Linked DNA regions of Homo sapiens: regions 2 and 3 are each linked to region 1. A link is a loop called in an ENCODE intact Hi-C map of the cell type or tissue named here. Cell type or tissue: B cell. All regions are shown on one strand. Region 1 overlaps CHST11 (carbohydrate sulfotransferase 11). Region 2 overlaps CHST11 (carbohydrate sulfotransferase 11). Region 3 overlaps CHST11 (carbohydrate sulfotransferase 11).

Region 1 (2,500 bases):
CACAGCTGTGTCAACTGTTTAACAAAGTTTTATGGGAGAAAGCTTGATAATTGAGGAAAATTTATCCCTATTTATTTATTTGAACCACAACTTCTTGTAGTTTTTCAGACTTTGAGAAAGCTGGTTATGATTTGATGTAGTGGCCAAACATTGTCGAGTGACTGGAAACCGTTGATTTAAAGGAACACTGCCTGGGATTTCTGGCCTCAGTGAGGGCTGAGGCAGTTATTTGGTGGGCAGGAGGGTGGGGAGGGTCTTTCTGGGTACTGCTGAAGACCCACTACCTCTGTCTAACCTGACAGAGACTTCCCCAGCTGTTCATGACATCCAGGGCAGTGACCTTGGCTGTGTGAGGAGTGGCTCGGGCACAGGTGGTCTCAAAGGGCCTGTTACCCTGGAGCTGCCTCCCTGCATCTTAGCAAGCCTCAGAAGGCACAGGGCATTTTGATGCTGTGGCACTTTGCCATTTGAATTTGAGGAGATTTGTCTTGGCTTGGAAAACAAAGCATTCAACTTGTAGCAAACTAAAAGAAAAAGGAAGAGAAGTTGAGAACAAACACTCCATCCAGGAGTTTGGGCTTTGAGATGGGGATGGGGATGGGACGGAGGGAGGTGGAAAGGAAGTAAGGGATGCACTACGTCATTATCGTCAGCATCATCATTCTATCCTTATTTCATCCAGTCTAAGAAGACTATGGTTGTAGGATGCATCCTTATTTGCGAGAAATTGAAATATGGAAATGTGCGCCTGAGAGTTGTGGCAGCCAATGCACTCAGTGCTTTCCGCTCATGTCCTCCTCTTAATAACTTTATCAGGCAGGTTCTCTCATTATTTCCATCTTATTGGTGAGCAAACTGAGATGCAGGGGGTTAAGAAGCTTGCAGAAGATCACTCTGCTGGCCAGTGGAGGGGCCAGGATTTGAGGCAGGAATTCTAACACCCTTAGAGCCTACCCTTGGCTACAGTGCTCTGCTCCTGAGCAATGAAATCAGCGTTGGGGTAGTCATGTGTGTGTGCGTGTGTTTGTGCTTGAAGACTTTGATGTCAGCATTTTGACCAGATGTGTCAGACAGATATGTTGCCCCTGCCCCATCACCTTTACTGAGTTACTTAAACCCCAGGCCCCTGTTTTCATGTTATTATCTTTACTAAGGGATGCAACTGGAGTTTAAGTTCTTTCTGTGCATTTCACGTCCCCTCTGCACGCCCTTCTCATGGGGCCAATCACTGTTGGGAACACTCAGAGATAATAAACATTTCCCTGCTGTATCATCCTAGAGGATCTGTCATTTATTAACTGTGTACCGTTGGCAAGAACCTCTCTGCACTTGTTTCCTCATCTGTATGATAGAAATAATACATCTCGGGATGGTAGTGAGGAAGGGAGGGTTATATAAAATGACTTCCACTGAAGTGCCTGCCTGGCATTCAGCATTGTATAGAGCCGGAACTCCAAATGTCTTCTGCTTGTACCTGTTTTCCTTCTCCCCAAGTCACCCAGCTCACAGGTGGCCGCAAGCTCTGAACTGGAACTGTTTCTAACACATCTGGCTGCTTCCCCTAGAGACAGACATGCAAATAGCTTCATATCCTCTTGTAGCTGTAACCATTTGCAGACACCTTATTGTCTTACAGCTTTTTAATTTGCCTGCACAAATAGACCTGCCTGGCCAACTTGGAGGGAATTTTAATATCTAAGTGCGGCCACATACATATGTGTTGTATACTGGGGCCATGCCTTCCTGCTTATCAAGGCAACAGAAATCTTGTACATGGTTTTCTTACTTTCTGGATAAAGATGGGACCTTGTCTCTCCATTTTGTCATAACACTTTTTTATCTTTACTTTAAGATGAAACCCTCCTTAAAATTGTGAGTGTTTCCCTGGATTTCCCTGGGGAGAAACCACTACAGTGGCTTTGATTCTTTTTCCCCTCCTTGGGATCATTCTGATCCCATTCCATATCTTTGGAGGGTCTATGGAATGGGGCTCAGCTTTGCATCTTGGATTCACAAGAAGGGAAGCAGGGAGTGAGGGAGATTGGGGGACCGTGGGCGTGTTTCATCAGATGCAGCTCCAATGGCCTTTTCCCTCTGACCATATTTCAACAACCACACTTGACACACAGCCTAGCCTCCCCCAAAGCTCACGTGTGCACCCTCTGCCCCTGTCTGGGGCCTCCCCTATTCATTTTCAGATCGATTCTGACACCTGCTTTTATCTCCCTTACCCCTTCAGCACTTCTTGATGGCAGCAACTTAAGTTATACTTAAGCATCCTATATTCCTAAAATATGCAGAAATTAAACAAATGCCTTGTGCTCTCAGTTTTCAAAGATCTCTCTCTTTTTTTTGAGGATGGAGTCTCACTCTGTCGCCCAGGCTGGAGTGTAGTGGCGAGATCTCAGCTCACTGCAACCTCTGCCTCCTGGGTTCAAGCAAGTCTCCTGCCTCAGCCTTCTGAGTAGCTGGGATTACAGGCACCTGCCACCACACCCAG
Region 2 (2,500 bases), 160 kb after region 1:
GTGCTGATGAGCTTGCTCATCTCCGCAGAGTTCCAGACATCCTAGGGAGAGTAAACCTTTGTTCCATCAAAGCAAATACTCTCCATTTTTGTTCAGTATTTATTGAATGAGATCAGGGAGACACTGATTTTCTGTAAAAATTGTATCCTGAAATCAATGTATTTAGTTTCTACCACTTAGTTTTAGTAGGGTCACTGGCCTTTAAAGAAAAAAATGCAAAGACTTTTCCCAGTTCTTGCCTCACTTTTCTTTAATGAGCTCTGAAATCAGGCCAGCCCAGGGGGACCTATCCCACGTTCCCTATTCTGGATAATAAAATGGGTCACTCACTTCTTTTTAGTTTTATAATTTCCATTGATCATAAATCTACATGTGTTGTCAAAATACTCCTCTGAGGTTGATGGAAGGTAGCAAAGATGGTTTTTCTATTTCATAGGAATGTTATGGCACCACACAGATGACACTCCCTGCCCTCTCACTCTGCCCTGGAATCCATCCCTGCACCTCCAACAAGGGCTGCTGGGTGGATAGAAGGAGAAAATCCCTCTTTTTGCTCTGCTGTCCAGCAGCACAACAAAAAGGCATATTTGGGTTCCAGTCTTTGCTCTGCTGCTTTCTGGGAGTGGGTGGATGAGCTCTCATCTCTGGGCCTCAGTTTTGCCATCTGAAAATCAGAGGGTGGTATCAGATAATCACAAAGGTATTTTGTAACTCTGAAGTTCTGGGTTCTAAGGACTCTGAGATGCAAAATTATTTGAAAGCTCTACAGGCAGAAGAATATTAATACCTCTGATGTCATGCAATTGAGGGTGTCTTATTCACCTCTGGGCCCCGGGTCTGTGTCCCTGCCATTGTGTGTGACTCTGTTCCTGGATATCTGTATCTTCATGTCCTCGGCCATGGCCTAAGAAGCCGCAGAGATGTCTGACTTCCTCAGTGAACAGCAGATGGATGGATTTAGACGTGCTTGTCCCTCTAGCACTCCACGATGGTCTTCCTGTTCCACTTTCACTATGATTGAGAATGGGCCGTCCTTCTTGAAAGAGGAAAAAGGCAGTGAAGTGATAAACAAAATCTTCTTAGTACTCTGCAAAGATGTTCATGTGTTGCCACAAAGCTAATCACCCTTTTCTGAATTCTGCAAGTATTGGGCACCAAGTGCCTGGGACACTGAGATACCTGGGCCTTATCCCAGCTGCCCTGGAGGGAGGGCATGAGTTGAGCTCACATTGTTCATAGTGACATTAACTATGATCAGGATGGAGCAGGTTGAGGCAAAGGGGTGAAGGTAAAGGTGGTGGAAATGGCTCCGTTGGGGCCCCAGGCTTGGTGGTGGTGGTTACTGGGGAGAGAACGAGGGTGTCTTCCAGGCAGGGGTAGGAGGAGGGCTTTGGAGCCCCATCTGCAGAACTAGCTCCACCTCTCTCTTGGGGGAGGACCAGCCTTCCTCTCACTGGAAGCATGCAACATGCAGAAACGAAAGGCCCAGAGCATGGCTCATGCGTGCCTTTGGAACAATGGAGAAATCGGGTATTGTTAAAACATGCTGCTTGACTAAGAAATAAATGGACCTCTTTGGGTGCCTCTCAATTCATAGTTCAGTTACTGTGAAATTCCATGAATCCTTTACAGTCTGTTAATACATATTAATAGCTAATCTTGATATTGCCAGAAAATTGCTCTTCAGACCTCCAATTTGCTTAACAGCTGCCAATCTAAGTTGCCGCCAATTGCCTCTATCGGTCTTCTGTGTCAGTGAGATATTAAGTCGCCATGAGCCAGGCATTTTGCACAGATGACAAATGTGTTTGGCGTTCACTGCAGAACCCGCTCATGTAAAAGCGACGCTCAATCATCAGTTCTCAAAGTGAAACAGAGACCACCAGCCTCAGAATTGGCCTGATAGAATCATCACGGGGCAGCGATCAAGAGCAGGTTCCCAGGACAGCCCGACCCACTGAACCAGAATTACTCAGGGTGGTGTCTGGGAACCCGCATTGCATCAGATTCCCGCTGTGATTCTTACATACACTGAACATTGAGAAATGCTGTCAGGTGAAAGGCAAAGCAACATTCCTGCTATCCTGCCCCCGGCACTTGGGAAACCACCCTCTGTAAGGTTTACAGTAGCTACTTCCTGAGTGCCTACTATGTGCCAGGTACCATGCTATGTGCTTTCCTTGTGGGCTCTCATCTAATCCTCAAAATGACCCTGAGAAGTAGACTTTATTGTTGTCCCCATTTTGCAGATGAGGAAACTAAGGCCTGAAGGGCTCAAGTGATTAGGCCAAAATAGAAGTAGAATATTCTGGTCAGTCTGGGAAGAGAACCAATGAAGCCAACTGGTTCAAAGAAGGGAGAGGCCAGGAGGAGATCCTGAAGGGAGGCAAGCCCCTGCCTCCCAAGAGCATCACCCTCTGGGAGGCCCATCGTGGTAGGGGAGGTTGACGGCCTCCCTGGCTAGGGGAGGGGTAAGCCACCCGGGACTGCTCAGTGGACC
Region 3 (2,500 bases), 63 kb before region 1:
CATGTCAGTGCCTTTTCCCACTGAGGATCGTACTGGATAACTTTGGATCTAAGGTCGCTTTGGCAGTGAGAAGTTCCCGCCTCTGAGTCAAGACCACCTTTGAGTCCAGAAATGGTGGCTCACGCCTGTAATCCCAGCACTTTAGGAAGCTGAGGTGGGAGCTTGGCCCAGGAGCTCAAGACCAGCCTGGGCAACATAGTGAGACCCTTACTTGACAAAAAAATAAAAAAATTAGCCAGGCGCAGTGGCACGTGCCTGTAGTCCCCGCTACGTGGGAGGCTGAGGCGGGAGGATTGCTTGAGCCCAGGAGTTCAAGACTGCAGTGAGCCATGATTGTGCCACTGCACTTCAGCCTGGGTGAGAGAGCGAGACCCTGTCTCAAAAAAATAAACATAAAAATAAAGACCACCTTTGAGTTAGCAAGTATGACAGGAGCGCGTGAGTAGGAAGGAGGGAAGATTCGGATGATACACATGTTATCATGCTGTATTTCCTTCACTAATTATATGGGCTCGGTAAGGGATATTCAGAGGTTGTCAGTTGCCTTTGTGCCAGATTCAGTTGGACTCTGATAAAGACCTAGGCAAATACGATGTCTGTGCACCGTGTTCTGGGAAGCACTTTGAAGGACCCCGGGCAGATTCACTGGCATAGTTAATACACCCCGGACTTTCCCTCGCCCTGCATATGGTGGCTTATGAGAAGAAAGCGAAGACTAGAAAATCATTTGTGTGTCACTTTGCAGGAAAAACACTTCAGGTAATGAGACAGGATTTGAGTGGGAAGGTGATTATAACCAACCCTTCATTCATTTTCTACAAAATAGTCAACATGCAGTCTTCCAAGCTGCATAATGAATATAGCATCCTTTAGCTGGGGATGTTGGGAGGATTTATTTTTTATCTGTGATCCAATATTAATTTGCCTTAAACAAAAGAAGCAATTTACTGTGTAATTCTGAGGTTTATGGTGTTTCTACTAAGTCCTTTCATCTTTGAAAGATGGTGTTATGCATTTTAATAGAAACCATTTTTTTCTTAAAATCTTTTCTTTTTCTTTTTTTCTTTCTTTTTTTTTTTTTTTAACTCTTTCTTCTCTTCAGTCGGATTATAGAGTTGGAGCAAATGTCATGATGAACTTTGAGGCCTAGGCCTGGACTCTTGAGGTGTGTGTGTGTGTGTGTGTGTGTGTGTGTGTGTTTCTTTCTCCATAATAGTCCCAACCCTAAACAGGGGTATGGCACAGTACTTCTTATGAACAAAAGTGCTATTGGTCTACAAGGGGACTTGAGCCTGCACTAATTGTATTTGATTAGGATTTTTGTGCTGTCTGTATGATGTTTAACCACACTGTCAATTACAGACTTCCTTTAAGGAATTTCCAGGAAACCCCCTTACCATAAGAGTTTAAATTAATAGTTTGCTAGTTTAATGACAGCAGTTGGTAAAGGAAGCACCTTTCAGACCATTAGCTAAAGCCAACTTCCTTTAAACTTAAAGGAGGGCACAGCATGATAGATGGAGATCTGCCCCAGTGCGTCATCATAAATGCCTCGAGGCAGCCACAGGATGGGTTTTGACCTCAGTGGGGATAGGTTTGGTTAGAGGGTTGGGTAGAACCCCCTAACCTGTAGAAGAATCTAGAAAAGTGAGATGAACGCCTTTCTCTTAAGGCTGTCACTTGTCCAATTCCAACTCCCTCTTTAGTAACCACCTCCCTGCCTCCCAGCGAAGTGACCCCAGGGAGCCGGTTATTATGGCCCTGCTTGATGGATAATTACTGGTTGAGGCTTGATTTGACACCAGCATTTTGCATGATAGCCTGTTAGATTTGCTTGGCTCAGATTGATATTTTCATTCCTCTAAGGCTGCAGCATGGAAACATGGTTGAGTGGGGTTTGCCAAGATGGGATGATTTCCTGTGCTGTGGCAGGACCAGGACAGCTGTTCTGAGAACTGTTTCGGCAAAGCCTTCACAGTTGGTTTTGTTGAAGGCTTTTCTGCAGGTGCAGGGTTGGTTCCTAAAGGACAGTAGTCTGGTTTTCCTAGGAAACTACTTATGGAGAGTGCGTGTGTTTAATTTAGGAGGCACAGCTGTGCAAGGGACTGGGACTCCATCAGGGAACGGGGTGCAGGAGCTCCATGTTCCTTATGTCTTAGCTTCATTCCTAGTTGCTGGCGTCGGAACTGATCAAAGTTGTCTGTTGTCTTTCTGCACACCCATGCTACAGGCAGTAAGGGATGAGGCAGCAAAACCAGTTCACTGCTCATCAGCTGGGGAGGCTTCAGGACAGTCTCTGAACTACTGAGCATTAGTTTCTTTATCTGTCCAATGGGCCCAATGGCACCTGCTCTGCTCATCTCTCAGGATCTTACATGCCACATAAGCTAATGGAGAAGTAAATGCTTTATAAGCCTAAAGGAATGGACATGGGTGCATTCAGTGAGAGGCAGTAGGACTAATGGTTAGTGATTAGTTTGCTAAGTAGGAGCAGCAGTTG

What was found. Hi-C counts contacts between places; a loop is a spot of excess contacts. Peaks named below come from ENCODE experiments on the same cell type or tissue, not always from the same donor. Only the 100,000 strongest peaks of a DNase experiment are listed, where the experiment ranks them.
Region 2: a loop joins it to region 1, with 2.6 times the contacts of the local background. A loop is called at or near these places in 2 of 110 quality-filtered maps.
Region 3: a loop joins it to region 1, with 2.7 times the contacts of the local background. A loop is called at or near these places in 6 of 110 quality-filtered maps.

The regions. Positions count from the first base shown.
Region 1 is chr12:104,581,376-104,583,875 of GRCh38, forward strand. The region is part of intron 1 of CHST11 (carbohydrate sulfotransferase 11); the gene reads left to right. Among named protein-coding and RNA genes, the nearest start is that of MIR3922, 9.0 kb to the right of the region's middle. RefSeq lists enhancers at 1,518-1,567, 2,394-2,463. In B cell, no CTCF peak of the experiment used is centred here; DNase peaks (open chromatin) are centred at 1,536 and 2,066; H3K4me3 peaks cover 741 bases; H3K27ac peaks cover 2,124 bases.
Region 2 is chr12:104,739,916-104,742,415 of GRCh38, forward strand. All of the region lies in intron 2 of CHST11 (carbohydrate sulfotransferase 11), which reads left to right. Among named protein-coding and RNA genes, the nearest start is that of MIR3922, 150 kb to the left of the region's middle. RefSeq lists an enhancer at 1,078-1,127. In B cell, no CTCF peak of the experiment used is centred here; a DNase peak (open chromatin) is centred at 996; H3K4me3 peaks cover 1,009 bases; H3K27ac peaks cover 2,116 bases.
Region 3 is chr12:104,517,907-104,520,406 of GRCh38, forward strand. The region is part of intron 1 of CHST11 (carbohydrate sulfotransferase 11); the gene reads left to right. Among named protein-coding and RNA genes, the nearest start is that of CHST11, 62 kb to the left of the region's middle. In B cell, no CTCF peak of the experiment used is centred here; a DNase peak (open chromatin) is centred at 1,545; H3K4me3 peaks cover 846 bases; H3K27ac peaks cover 1,796 bases.